2 separate regions of the Homo sapiens genome follow, and region 1 is linked to region 2. The links are chromatin contacts, found by Hi-C or POLR2A ChIA-PET in ENCODE. All regions are on one chromosome and are shown on one strand. Each heading gives the region's core, a stretch centred on a gene start or an enhancer-like site at or near the end of the contact. The rest is flanking DNA. Distances are from core to core; before and after follow the strand shown. Region 1 holds the start of PTPN22 (protein tyrosine phosphatase non-receptor type 22). Region 2 overlaps CAPZA1 (capping actin protein of muscle Z-line subunit alpha 1).

What was found. A loop is a pair of places that touch in the nucleus more often than their neighbours do. ChIA-PET counts read pairs that join two places held with the same protein, here RNA polymerase II (POLR2A). Pooled maps may share reads with other maps.
Region 1: a map with no recorded cell type shows a loop between it and region 2 (5-fold over the local background). The contact joins the promoter of PTPN22 here to the enhancer-like site in region 2. A Hi-C loop is called at or near these places in 3 of 37 single-sample maps with no recorded cell type and 2 of 50 pooled maps. POLR2A ChIA-PET finds 5 or more read pairs at or near these places in 1 of 52 experiments (activated CD8-positive, alpha-beta memory T cell).

What each region holds. Positions count from the first base shown.
Region 1 is chr1:113,866,721-113,873,647 of GRCh38, forward strand. PTPN22 (protein tyrosine phosphatase non-receptor type 22) reads right to left here and starts at 4,992. Exons shown (of 21, transcript NM_015967.8): 1 at 4,817-4,992. The coding sequence starts at 4,903. All of the region lies in intron 3 of AP4B1-AS1 (AP4B1 antisense RNA 1), which reads left to right. RefSeq lists enhancers at 4,130-4,179, 4,738-4,997.
Region 2 is chr1:112,630,205-112,636,918 of GRCh38, forward strand. The region is part of intron 1 of CAPZA1 (capping actin protein of muscle Z-line subunit alpha 1); the gene reads left to right. It also overlaps the pseudogene RNU7-70P. Among named protein-coding and RNA genes, the nearest start is that of CAPZA1, 14 kb to the left of the region's middle. RefSeq lists a silencer at 5,600-5,699. Within about 2 kb of position 5,392, at least 4 of the 41 ENCODE cell types and tissues checked have a DNase peak (open chromatin) inside an H3K27ac peak, as active enhancers do.

The DNA.
Region 1 (6,927 bases), core at 3,742-6,241, 1.2 Mb after region 2:
TAGAAGATCCACAAAAAAAGCTATTGTTGGTTTTCATGTGTGTGTATGACAGGGTCCCACTCTGTCTCCCTGGCTGGTGTGCAGTGGTGCAATCTCAGCTCACTACACCCTCCACCCCCTGGGGTCAAGTGATCCTCCCACTTCAGCCTCCCAGGTAGCTGGGATTACAGGCATGTGCCACCACTTCTGGCTAATTTTTTATTTTTAGTGGAGACGGGGTTTCATCATGTTGCCCAGGCTTGTCTTGAACTCCTGGACTCAAGCCATCTGCTCGTCTCAGCCTCTCAAAGTGCTGGGATTACAGGCGCGAGCCACCTCACCTGGCCAAGATCCACAAAAAAAGTTTTGATTTGTTAGAATGTTGGTATTATGGTGAGTTTACTTTCTTTTAACTTTCAATAATATTGTTTTATAACAATAATAAGGAACGTTTGAAAATACCTTTAGAAATTTCAACAGTATAGTTGCATCCTGCTGTTTCTGCTGTGTAGAAACTATACTAACTATGTCCTTACCCTAAAACTTACCCTAAAACTAGGTCCTTTGAGAGACTCAGTGTCATTGGATGAAGTAGAACACTATTGGATAAGGATTAATGTTACAGCTCTGTAATAAGACAGATCTGAGTTAAATTTCATCTCTATGGCTGAACAGCTGAGTGAGCTTAGGCCAATTATTTAACTTCTCAGAGCTTCAGTTTCCTCATTTGTAAGTCAGAAATGACATTTGTAGCTATTTCACAGGGTTTTCTTAAGGAGTAGTAAATAAGAAAATGAATGTTGATGTTTCCTTGACCACCTCACCCAGACTATCACAATTATATTAAATATTTAATATAGCAATTAGTTGTTTAATGTCTGCCTCTCTAAGACATATCTATTGCCTTATAACATAAGCTCCACTAAAGCATGGAGCATTGCATTGCATTCCTAGCATCTAGGGCATTACTTTGCACACAATAAGCACTCAATGAATGTTTATATGAATGTATAAAAACCTTAGATGGGTGGTCAGTGGTAGTTTCAACTACAGAAAAGTTACTGAATTTAGTCCTGGCACAGGGAAAAGACATAAGCAGCATGGCACTGGCTTCAGCTGCCATTAACAGGACTGCCACATCCAATTATGAATACAGTCCTCTCACAGTATCTGTGGGGGACTGGTTCCAGGACCACCCCCTTCAATTACCAAAATCTGTGGATGCTCAAGTCCCTCATATAAAATGGCATAGTATTTACACATACTATACATGACCTCTTGTATATTTTAAATCATCTCTACATTACTTATAATACCTAATACAATGTAAATGCTAGATAAATTGTTGTTATGCTTTATATTTTTTATTTTTTGTTGTTGTGTTATTTTTGGTATTTTTTTCAAATATTTTTGATCCATAGTTGGTTGAATCCAAGGATGTAGAACTTGGGGATACAGACAGCCATCTGTATTGTTCTCTGTACAAAGATGTATGGCCAAGAAGGAAGTGGAGACTGAAATCTGAACCATGGACCTGGGGAGAGGGTAAAGGGGTTAGGATGCTCAGGGAATCTACCTGGAAATAGAGATGCCTTTTGATAATTCCCTTAAAGTTACCACCAGTTAAGTGAACAGTGGCCTTGTGTCACAGAATGAGTCCTCAAACCTCGGAAACATAAAATCCTGGGAGAATACATTAAGGGCTTAAGATGGGACACAGAACATGACCAGATGGAAAGCCCTCTGATTTAGTGGCAGTATTTACCTTGTCCAAGCAAGCAGTCTAGCCTCATTCACTACTCCTCTACTCCCCCAAAGCTCTCTATCTGGTGTCTCATCTGAAACCTTTAGATGGAGCTGAGAGGAAGACTCTATTTTTCCACTGGAGGACATGAGTCAGTGAACAGTGAGGTTACACTTAATCACTACCCAAAAACAAGGTCCTTAAAATCAGGAGCTAGAAAAGCAAGGAAGTGATTAATATAAAAGTCAGGATAGTGATTATCCCTTGGCCAGGGTAGGACAGGACAGGGGCAGATGGGTGTAGGGGACCTGATGGGGCATGGGTCTTCGGGGGTCTGACAGTTTCTTGACTTGGGTAGTGGTTGCACTGCTAATGGTTGCTTTATAATTATACTTAAATGTTTTATGTACTTTTCTAAATGTGTATTATATTGCACAATATTAAGCAGCTAAAAAAAACTATAACAAGTTTTTAAGCAGGGAAAAAATGACCAGATTTGGCTGGGCGTGGTGGCTCATGCCTATAATCCTAGTACTTTGGGAGGCTGAGGCGAGTGGATTACCTGGTTGGACAGACCAGCCTGGCCAACATGGTGGAACCTTGTCTCTACTAAAAATACAAAATTAGCCAGGCGTGGTGGCTCATGCCTGTAATCCCAGCTACTTGGGAGGCTGAGGCAGGAAAATCGCTTGAACCAGGGAGGTGGAGGCTGCAGTGAGCCGAGATGGTGTCATTGCATTCCAGCCTGGGTGACAAGAGCAAAACTTTGTCGCCCCCAAAAAAAAGACCAGATTTGTATGATTAAAAGATCACTTGGGTGTTGAACTGAAAATTGACTGAAGGTGGGGCAAGGCTAGAGGCAGAGAAGCCAGTTAGGAGGTAGCTGCTATATTTTGGTGAGAAATTATAATGACTTTAGCTGAGAAAAGGTAAAATATTAGGGATATAGTCTACATTTTTTTTTTTTTGAGACAGAAGTTCGCTCTTGTTGTCCAGGCTGGAGTGCAACAGCTCTATCTCAGTTCACTGCAACCTCTGCCTCCCGAGTTTAAGCGATTCTCCTGTGTCAACCTCTTGAGTAGCTAGGATTACAGGTGCCTGCCACCACGCCCAGCTAATTTTTGTATTTTTAGTAGAAATGGGGTTTCATTATGTTGGCCAGGATGGTCTCAAACTCCTGACCTCAGGTGATCCACCCGCCTCGGCCTCCCAAAGTGCTGGGTTTACAGGTGTGAGCCACTGCCCCCGGCCAGTCTACATTATTTTAAAAAACACAACCAAAATAAAACAGAGGCCGGCACTGCCCCTCAGCTCACTTTTTACATCTATGCCTTGGGTTACCTTGGCTTAGGAATTATAGTCCAGGGGCAGGGACATGTATACACATGTGCTAGAACTTCCTACTTATCTCCTTTCAGGTAACTCTACCAGAGGGGCTCAGACTGATCAGCCAGTGGCAGTGAGAGCACATTTTTCATAGTACCACAAGATTATCCATGTTGAGCTGACATCGGAGTTCCTATCATAATATCTAATCACTCAATAATATCTAATTACTCAAGACTTTCAGAGTGTTTTCACATCTGCTATCCGGTACCAGAGTGTTAGCTCCAGGAGGCAAAGGTTTTGGTTCTTTTTGTTCACCGCTGTATTTTTAGTGCTTAGAACTGAACTTGGTACATACTAAGTGCTCAATAAATGGTACTCAATAAATGACCACATTTAATGATTGTTATTGATATTTAATCATCACAACAATCCTGTGAGGATAGGTAGGACATGTATTATTATCCCCATTTTATAAGTTAGAAAACAGAGAGATTTAAGAACATGTCAAATACTTCATAATTTGGTGAAAAAAAATCATGATTTAATTTCAGGTTTGTACTTCAGTTCCCCTCTTTCCACCCATTTCTTCACAACTGAAGAGCTAAGGTTTAAAATTCTTATATCTCTGAAACGCCAGCTGTAAGCATTCTAAAATACATGATAGGTACTATTAGACACCCTATGTTATCTGATATCTCAGCTTGTAGGGTGAATGAGGCCTACCCAGCTGCCATTGCATCAATAATCACAGTTCTCTCAAAGGAGATTCACTGTTCTTCTGGGTAATCTAATCCACCCAACCTGAAGCTACCTTGTACTCATGTTTCTCTCCTTGACCTACACTTGTCTCTACTCTCCATCCTAGCCATTCCACTTCTCCAAGCAAAAGAAGTTAAGGAAGCCCTGTTATTGAAAAAACACATGTTATAATATATTTTTCATATGAAAAAGAAAAGAAAAATGATGGCCAGACATAGTGGTTCATGCCTGTAATCCCAGCACTTTGGGAGGCAAGATGGGAGGATTGCTTGAAGCCAGGAGTTCGAGACAAGCCTGGGCAAAAAAGCAAGGCTCGTATCTACAAAAAAGAAAAAAACAATTTTTTTTTAAATTAGCCAGGCATGGCGATACACACCTGTGGCCCCAGCTACTCAGGAGGCTGAGGCAAGAGAATCACTTGAGGCCAGGAGTTCAAGGCTACAGTGAGCTGTGGTTGCACTGCTGCACTCCAGCCTGGGTGACAGAGTAAGATTCTGAATCTTAAAAAAACAAACAACAACAACAAAAAAAACTGTGGCAGTGGGTAGTTTTGGTGCTCTTCAAAAACCTTTGTCAACCAAATAGAATCCCAGAGGGGAGGCTAAAAATGTAATATTGCATGAAAAGTTAACATTGGTCTCTTTCTTCTTAATATTAATTAAAATTAGTAATATAAAGCATAAACCACAACTTAGATACCTGGGGAAATCTGGATGTTCAATTAATATTAGTGTTTTTACATCTGGAGTTGTATATGTCTTCTGTAGGATTCCTAACCAAACTCCAAAGAACTAGCAAACAAAATATTAAAACCAGTAATTTTGAGAGAATACCTGAAATACATGCAAACCACTCAGAGAAGTCAAACTTTTTTTTTTCTGTCTTCCCCGCCAAGGTCTCATATTTACTTTATCCCAAGAGCAATTTGGTCTCGGAAAATTGGACCCCCATAGTCAGTTAAATAGTGTATGTAACTACCCTGAGAGGGTCACATACAGGACTCACCAGAAATTCATTGGCAAACTCCTCTTTAGTAATTTTCTTGCTTTGGGCCTCATCCAGGAACTTCTGCAGAATTTCTCTTTGGTCCATGCTGCAGAGCAAGAAAAATAGTCTATAAGTAGGTTGAGGGAGGGCATGTCAAATGTGTGTCATGGCCGAGACACCTCCAAAAAGCCACTGCTGCCGCCTGAGCAGAGCATGCTGAAGGCTGTGGTTTACTGACTTCATCACAAGCCCTAGAGGAAATTAGTACGTAACCACCTTCTGTGGTCACATAACACAGCCATCATCTCACTCCAGGGCCCTAGTGCCTTCCTTCTCAGCAAAGGAACCTGGTTACAATTCAAATTTTTAACAAACAAGAGGCTAACTAGAACGTAAAGTGTGGTCTGCTTAACTGAGATTATTCCATTCCATCACCCATATGCAAAACTCACCTTTCTTCTTGCCTCCCAGAGAAAGAACAGAATTACAGGTCTCCTGAATGAGTTCTGTCTCTCCCCATTTTCCCAGTGAGCACAAGGGCCAAGTTGACACCTTCTGTTTCCTTATGTCCCAAATGAACTCTGCAAAGTTCAGTTAGGCCCAGGAAAGAAGACAGACACTGTTTAGAGTGAGTGACATGTCTTCTACCCGGACTGTTCATCGAAAGGTTTCTTGTCAGTGTGATCAATGAGAAACTTCTGTTCATCACAGAAGGTATTTTTATTCATAACTTTTAAGTCTGCTATATATACCTCAAACTCCCTTTTGAATGAAGCAAAGTCAGATGCTTCTGACAGTCTGTGTCTCTCCCAGGACTGGGGAAGTGCTGACCTCCATTAAGGGAAGTGTTGATTTCAGCACCTCTTCAACCCTCCCAGTAACCTTTGAAGCTTCACTTGGGTTCTGGATATAAAGACTAAGAGTGTTGGTCTATATAGGATCTAGAGCAAGTGGCCCCCACAAGGAGCACCTGACCAGACAGTTAGCTCAATACCCTGCATATGTAATGCTGGTAAACTGTGATGGAACAAAAAGAAAGTAAAATCAACCACCTTGCTGACAACATTGTAACTTTTAGGGCAGAAAGCCTGAAGAACTGTTTCTAAAGAACACATTTCTACTCTGCAACCAATGTCTTAGGAAATAAATTTGTTTCAGGAAGTTATGCTGTGCCTGTGGCATTTTGGCCCTGAAAGGCAGGCTCTTCTAGAAAAACTTTCCACATTTGAGCTTGCATAACCTCTCAATGGGTACAAGTCTACCCAAGTGCCTAATTCAGTGTGAGAACATCCAAAAATCAGTATATCATCTTTATTGAAGGCAGAAGTTCAACAAATGTTAACAAAATTAGTCTTGATCCTGAAGAAAACTGGGAAATGTGTTGTTAGGACTTCCTCTATTTAAGATATTAGCAATCCTTTCTGTTTTGCAACATTATTCAAACTTCCTTCAGGATATCATGATTCTGAACACTGCTTAATCTGAACATTAAAGATACTGCATGCTCTTTACTAAGTACTGCAAAAAAAAAAGAAAGATCATCGAGATATCTTGGTTATAGACAACTTAAAGACAATATTTCAAATTAAGAAACTCAATCCCAGTATACATAAATTAAAATAAACCCTCATTCTTCAGCAATATTTGTTAGGAATAGTATATTTCTTAAATTATCCCCATCTAGAATTAAGAGAGAATTTCTTGCTGCTCTAAGTAACGTGATGTTTACTTTGGCTATTTTAAAACATAAAATATGGGAAATCTTTGATTTATAAAAATACAAAATTTCAAGTTTGTAATAACTAAAACCATGTAAAAGTGTGTACATAGTTAAAGACTAAAAGAAGCAAAAAAGAATCAATTGTGTAAGTTTGCTTTCTAAAATTATCATAATTTTAGAATTATGATAAAGTTTGCTTTCTAAAATTATCATACCGTTTTTAAAATTAGAAATAAACATTTAAAAATCCATTAAGTTGTTCAACAAATTTATTGAGTACCCACTAAATTCTAAACATTGTCTTAGGAGATTGGCATACAACACTGAGAAAGCCAGAATATGGTAAAAACAAAACAAAACAAAACAAAAACATCCTTAGCCAGTTAATAAAGCAACTCAGAACTAAAGA
Region 2 (6,714 bases), core at 4,142-6,641:
TTAAGTATTTTTTTTGTAGAAACAGTCTCACTATATTGCCCAGACTGGTCTCAAACTCCTGGGATTACAGGCATGAGCCACTGCACTTGGCACTCGGCCCTGGCAATTATTTTATTTTTTATTTTTTAATTTTTTATTTGTATTTATTTTTATTTTTGTTAGAGAGTCTCACTCTTTCGCCCAGGCTGGAGTGCAGTGGTGCCATCTCGGCTCACTGCAACCTCCGTCCCCCAGGTTCAAGCGATTCTCCTGTCTCAGCCTCCCGAGTAGCTGGGATTACAGGCGCCTGTCACCACACCTGCCTAATTTTTTGTATTTTTAGTAGAGACGGGGTTTCACCATCTTGGCCAGACTGATCTTGAACTCCTGACCTCGTGATGCACCCACCTCGTCCTCCCTAAGTGCTGGGATTATAGAAGTGAGCCACTGCACCCAGCCGGATTTTTTATTTTTTGAGACGAGACATCATTGTGTCCCATGCTGGTCTGAAACTCCTTGGCTCAAGCGGTCCTCCTGCCTTGGCCTCCCAAAGTGCTGGGATTACAGGCCTGAGCTCACTGTGCCCAGCCTGAATTAAAGTTATTTTTAAATGCTGGCACATCTTTACTGAGGGCTATTATTTGTATAAATTGTTTTGTTAACAGTGGTAAAGTATACAGAGATTGGAAAGCCAAGGTGCTTACTGTATGTTATATTCGTCTTATGTTGTTTGTATCTACCAGGATGAATTGCACTTTATATTAGCTTAAGGTAGTGGCTGTCAACCCTGACAGCATGTTAGAATCACCTGAGGAAGCTTTTAAACTGATGCCCAAGCCCTACCCCAGACTAGTACATCAGAATTTCTGCAGGTGGAACCCATATGTCAATATAGTTAAATCTTCCCAGGTGATTCTAATGTGTAGCCAAGGTCCAGAACCACTGATTTAAGGCAAAAGATAATTTGTTGGCTTACCTCTTTGACAATCCTACTCTTTGTCTTTATCTTTAGTATTCACCTCAGTGCCTGAGACCAAATGAATTGTTTTGTGGTTTGTTTTGAGTGAATGAACAAATTGTTAAACACAAAGAGCTGAACTTTTTAAAAGACAACATAACTCAGAATTCAGTGATGTCTAGGTATTTGCTTAGGGAAGAAAATTAAGGATCTGCTGTATGGGAGTCTGTCTCATGTTACCTCATGGGTTCTTAAAACAGTCCTAGATATGAGTAGGTTTTATAATCACAAATGAAGAAACTAAGACCCAAGCAATTTAGCAGTAAAGCTGGCATGTGAAACTGTATCTGACTCCCAGTGATTTTGAGGAAAAAAAAAATTGGTAAAAAGATATACTTTAAGTTAGAATGCCGTAACATGCCAGATACATACCAGATCTTAAAGGCAAAACCGTTCTTGTTTCCCACTGCTGCTTTTTCCATCTAGCCTGGGTTCTCACCGCCGAACTTTACCCTTTCAAACTTGACATCTACATCATTGCTCGCTAACACGTGAATCTCAAGGTACCTGGTGTGGTCATTTTTCCCTAATTTATTTTATTTATTCTTGGGCAACCTCCGGACCAGAATAGGTTCAAAGAGGCTTTTTCCTAATTTTTTAACCTTGTGGGTATTTTTTTAAGCACATTTAAGCTCCTAAACAAGTTGCTTATGGGATGTTTTCACTCATTTTAATTTTTTTTCTGTGTGTTGTAAATGTTATGCTTAAATGTGTCATTTTTAAACACTACTAAGTGGTATGAAATACAATGACTCTTAGTTAAAGTAAAAATTATTCTAATGCATGTTAAAACAGTAAAGAAGACTATTCAAAATTATTATGGCCAGGTGTGGTGGCTCATGCCCGTAATCCCAGCACTTTGGGAAGTCAAGGCGGGCGGATCACCTGAGATCAGGAGTTCAAGACCAGCCTGGCCAACATGGTGAAACCCCATCTCTATTGAAAATACAAAAATTAGCAGAGCCTGGTGGTGGGCGCCTGTAATGATCCCAGCTGTTTGGGAGGCTGAGGCAGGAGAATTGCTTGAACCCGGGAGGTGGAGGTTGCAGTGCGCCAACATCACGCCACTGCACTCCATCCTGGGTGACATCTCAAAACAAACCAAAGAAAAGACTATTACAATAGGGGAGAAAAATCAGGCTCAACTCCTAATACAGTAAAGACAGCTGGGTATTTACGTATAGCCAATAAGCAGAGTTGGGGAGAAAATTATTAAGAGGAGACCATGAGGGTAGGGGGATTCATGCTGAAGGCAGTTCAAAGACTTACACATCAAAAGTAGGGAATGAAGAACTTGATCAGATATCAAGGGTGGGCAGATTCTTGCTAAAACTGGGCTAGGCAGGCCAAAGACAGGGGGATGTGGGGCAGGGAGGCGGGGTGGGGTGTCAAATCCTAGTTCAAAAGAGGCCTTAGAGAGAAGCCTAAAGTTTGCCATTCCATGTGTTGTGAGATGTACATAATTGCTTTAGTAAATAGTCAAGTGTTTAAGACATACCAGAAAAGCAATTATTCCCTAGAGTTTGTAGAATGTTTTAAAGTGAAATTGCTCTACTTAAAACTAACTTGCCTGACTTCCCTACCTACTTATGTCTAATAAAACTCTTAATTGGCTACTAATAGAGAAAACAATTTCTAAAGACTATTAAAATGACTTTTGAAAGAGTGAATGTGAAGCAAATTATTTGGAAATGCCAGCATCTATTTTTTATAATGTTGATTCTGATTTAAGATATATCTTTATGCTTTCAAGTCTTATCTCTTGCTGATAATGATAAACTATATACATCTACAATTTTATTTCTAAGTACATTCTGTGTATCTCCAGGTCTCAGCTGGGAAAATAATATTTAGTTTATTTAGAATTTTAAGAAACACAGATAACAGTAACTTTTATTTAGTGAAACCAGTACTGTATACATTATTACTAACTGTGGTCACCATGCAGTGCAGTAGAGCACTAGAACTTATTTTTCCAGTCTCACTGTAACTGTATACCCTCTAATTTCTATCTTTGATATCTTTCCTTTCCCCATCCCTTCCCTGACCCCTCAGCCTCTGGTAACCACCATTCTATTCTCTGTTTCTCTGACATAGGCTTTTTTAGATTCTGCATATCTTATAGTGAGATCATACAGTATTCATCTTTCTGTGTCTGGCTTATTTCACTTAGCATATATCTTTCAGGTCCATCCTTGTTGTTGCAAAAGACAGAATTTCCTTCTTTTTAAAAGCTGTATAGTATTCCATTGTGTGTATATAACACATTTTCTTTATCCATTCATCTGTTGAGTTGATTGATACTTAGGTTACTTTTGTATCTTGATTATTGTGAACACTGCTGAAATGAACATGGGGGTGCAGATATCTCTCTGACATACCAATTTCAGTTCCTTTGGCTATCTATCCAGAAGTGAATTTCCGAATCATATGGTAATTTTAGTATATTGCGGAATTTCCATGCTGTTAGTATTTTCCAAAATGGCTGTACTAATTTACATTCCCACCAACAGAAGGGTTCCTTTTTCTCCTTATCCTGGCCCAAGACTTGTTATCATTTGTCTTTTTGATAATAGCCATTCTGACAGGCATGAGGTGATATCTCATTGTGGTTTTAATTTGCATTTCCCTGATTAGAGATGTTGAGCATTTTTTCATATATCTCTTGCCCATTTGTATATCTTTGAGAAATGTCTGTTCAGACCGTTTGCCCATTTTAAAATTGGGTTATTTGTTTTCTTGCTATTGAGTTGTTTTGAGTTCCTTATATATTTTTGGTATTAGCCCTTTATCAGATGTATAGTTTGCAAATATTTCCTCCCAGTCACTTAGTTGTCTCCTCTTACTGTTAATTTTCTCCTTTGCCATACAGAAGCTTTTTAGTTTGATGCAACATCCGAAATATCTTCAAATGGGAAAAACTCCCTTAGGAAATAGCATTGAATTCTGTGCAAGCAGAACTTACCAGGATAAGAATAACATCCTGTACATATCTCTTTCAGGAAAAATAAATGCAACTATTTATTCTTGAATACTTTTGGAATGGGTTAGAGTGAAAATAAGTAAAATAAATATTTACGGAGGCATAGTTTACTACTATTATACTTTCTTTAAGTATACCCTATTTGGAAAACTTTAAAAACTTTGAAATATGTGTTATTACTTCAAAGGGAAATTGGAACAGACATTTTCATAAAGCTTTTTTGGTCAGTAAAAAGTTGTGTAGTTATTGGTGGGGATTATTATGATGGCAATGATAGAGAATATAAAGTGGCTAGGACCCAAAGGATTTCTAGAACAAGAGGATTATTTTCTTTGAAGTAGTAATTTGATAGTAATTTGAAGGGTTTGCTCAGTTTATAATTTAAAGTAAGAGTTATCCTGCTGTGACCAGTTAAGATAACAGTAGCTGACATTTATTGAGCCTCTCCTGTTATATTTTAAGTATTCTGCTAAAGATTTGACCATATATTGTCTCATTTAATCTTTACAACAATTTTTTTAAATTTAATATTGGGTAGGTTGGTTTCTGGTGAAAACCAGAAAACCTGCTACACAAATTCTAAAAGAGCTGTAACAACTCCCAACAATTTTTAAGGAGTACATACTATCCCACTTTAGGGAGAGGATGTGGTTCAAAGAGATTTTTAAGTGACTGAAATTCAAAACTGGGTCTGTCCAATCCAGAGCCTATATTTTTCCATTTTGCCATAGTACCTCATAATAATCTTTAAAACTGAGAACATTTCCTTTACATCTTCTTATTCAAAAAGGATTTTGTAAATATTTACTCATTGCCTGCCATGTGTAATTTAATTTGCTAGACCCTGTAATATATAGAAGAGGAAAGCAAGGCAGTTTCCCTCCCAAAAAAACTTGAGTCTTTGGAGGCAGACTAGTATCTATAGAACTAATTATCAGTAGCAGTTATATTTTAGGTGCTATGATAAGCATTCAAATACACTTTGAACACTTTTTACGGTTGGGTTGGAAGAACCCAACCTTAAAAAATGGGAAGGATTTAGACAGACCAAGATAGGGAGAAAGGCACAACTTTCAAGGAGAGTATGAGTCAAGGCCAAGAGGTGAAATCTTTAATACATTCAGTAGACTAATGAAGGAGGTAAAGATTTTTATTGACCAGGGAGACATGCTGGCAGAGATTTGGCTCCTAAAGTATACAAAACTGGGGTGGTATAAACTGACCAGGCCTTTGCTGATAAGTGGAATGTGGATATTATCTAGCGAAAGAATTCTCCCTTTTCTGTCTAGAATTATCCACCAGTGCCCACAAAGAGTTGCAGTTGTTAAATATTTAACTTAAAGTTCGTTTGTATGTGTTTGTCAAGGACTTTTTTTTTTTTTTTTGAGACGAGTAGCTGGGATTACAACACCCAGCTAATTTTTGCATTTTTAGCAGAGACAGGGTTTCCCCCTGTTAGCCAGCTGGTCTTGAACTCCTGACCTGCCTCGGCATCTGAAAGTGCTGGGATTATAGGTGTGAGCCACCGTGCCCGGCCCAAGGAAATAATTTTAAAAGCTAGTGATGGCTGGGCTTAGTGGCTCACGCCTGTAATCCCAGCACTTTAGGAGGCTGAGGCAGGCAGATCATGAGGTCAGGAGTTCGAGACCAGCCTGGTCACACGGTGAAACCCCACCTCTACTAAAAATGCAAAAATTAGCCAGGCGTGGTGGCAGGCGCCTGTAGTCCCAGCTACTCAGGAGGCTGGGGCAGGAGAATTGCTTGAACCCGGGAGGCGGAGGTTGCAGTGAGCTGAGATCGCGCCACTGCACTCCAGCCTCGGTGACAGAGCGAGACTCTTTCTAGAAAAAAATAAAAAATAAAAGCTAGTTATGAATAGGTGCAATGTTGATGAAATGTGTGGGGTCTGTTATTAAAAGATTATCTAATAAGCTACAGTTTTATAAATTCCTTAGGACATTTTCTTAAGATTCTTGCTAAAATATGGTATATGAAAATCTAAGAAAATTAAGCCACTTCTAGGGAAAATGAAACTTAGGACTTTTCAGTGCGACTGATTTTTAAACTTTCAGTACAGATACTAGTAATGTGAAAATGAAATTTTGAATCTTGCAAGGATTGGTTTATTATTATTTCCCCCTTTTAGAGGTAAGAGAATAAGACGAATGGGAAGAAATTGAAATTTAGGAAATCTTATCTTTTGTTGGTTATATATTTTAAATCCCCCCTTTTTAGGTTAGGAACAAAATATAATTAATTTTATGCTAGTAATTTTATTGTAATATTTAAATATATGAAAGAGGAAATTATGTAAAAGCCTCGGATAGTCTCCCTTTAAAATATTCAAGGAGTTACACCGTTTAGTGTAGATACTATCTGATGAATACAGTGTGTAGTGAAACTGTTACTTTATGAAATAGGGACAGTTTTTTAAAGGCTTTTTTTTTTAAGCAGCAGTTCAGTTTTTGTTCAACTAAAACCTTCATATTAGTGATTCTCAAGTTAGAGGAGCTGACATACCTCCCCTTTATGGGAGATAACTGCCTTCTTTCTTTCACTCTCCCACCCTTGAGAATGATTGACTAAATCACTGTTAATGAAAATGTCATCCCTCATCTGTATTGTAGCAAAGATATTTTTTCAGTCACTAACTGCTTAGTCATTTCCCTCTCCCCTTTTGCTCTATTAATTTCATCTTAGCTTTGACCCAGTTTTGAAGTTGGATAAAATGTTA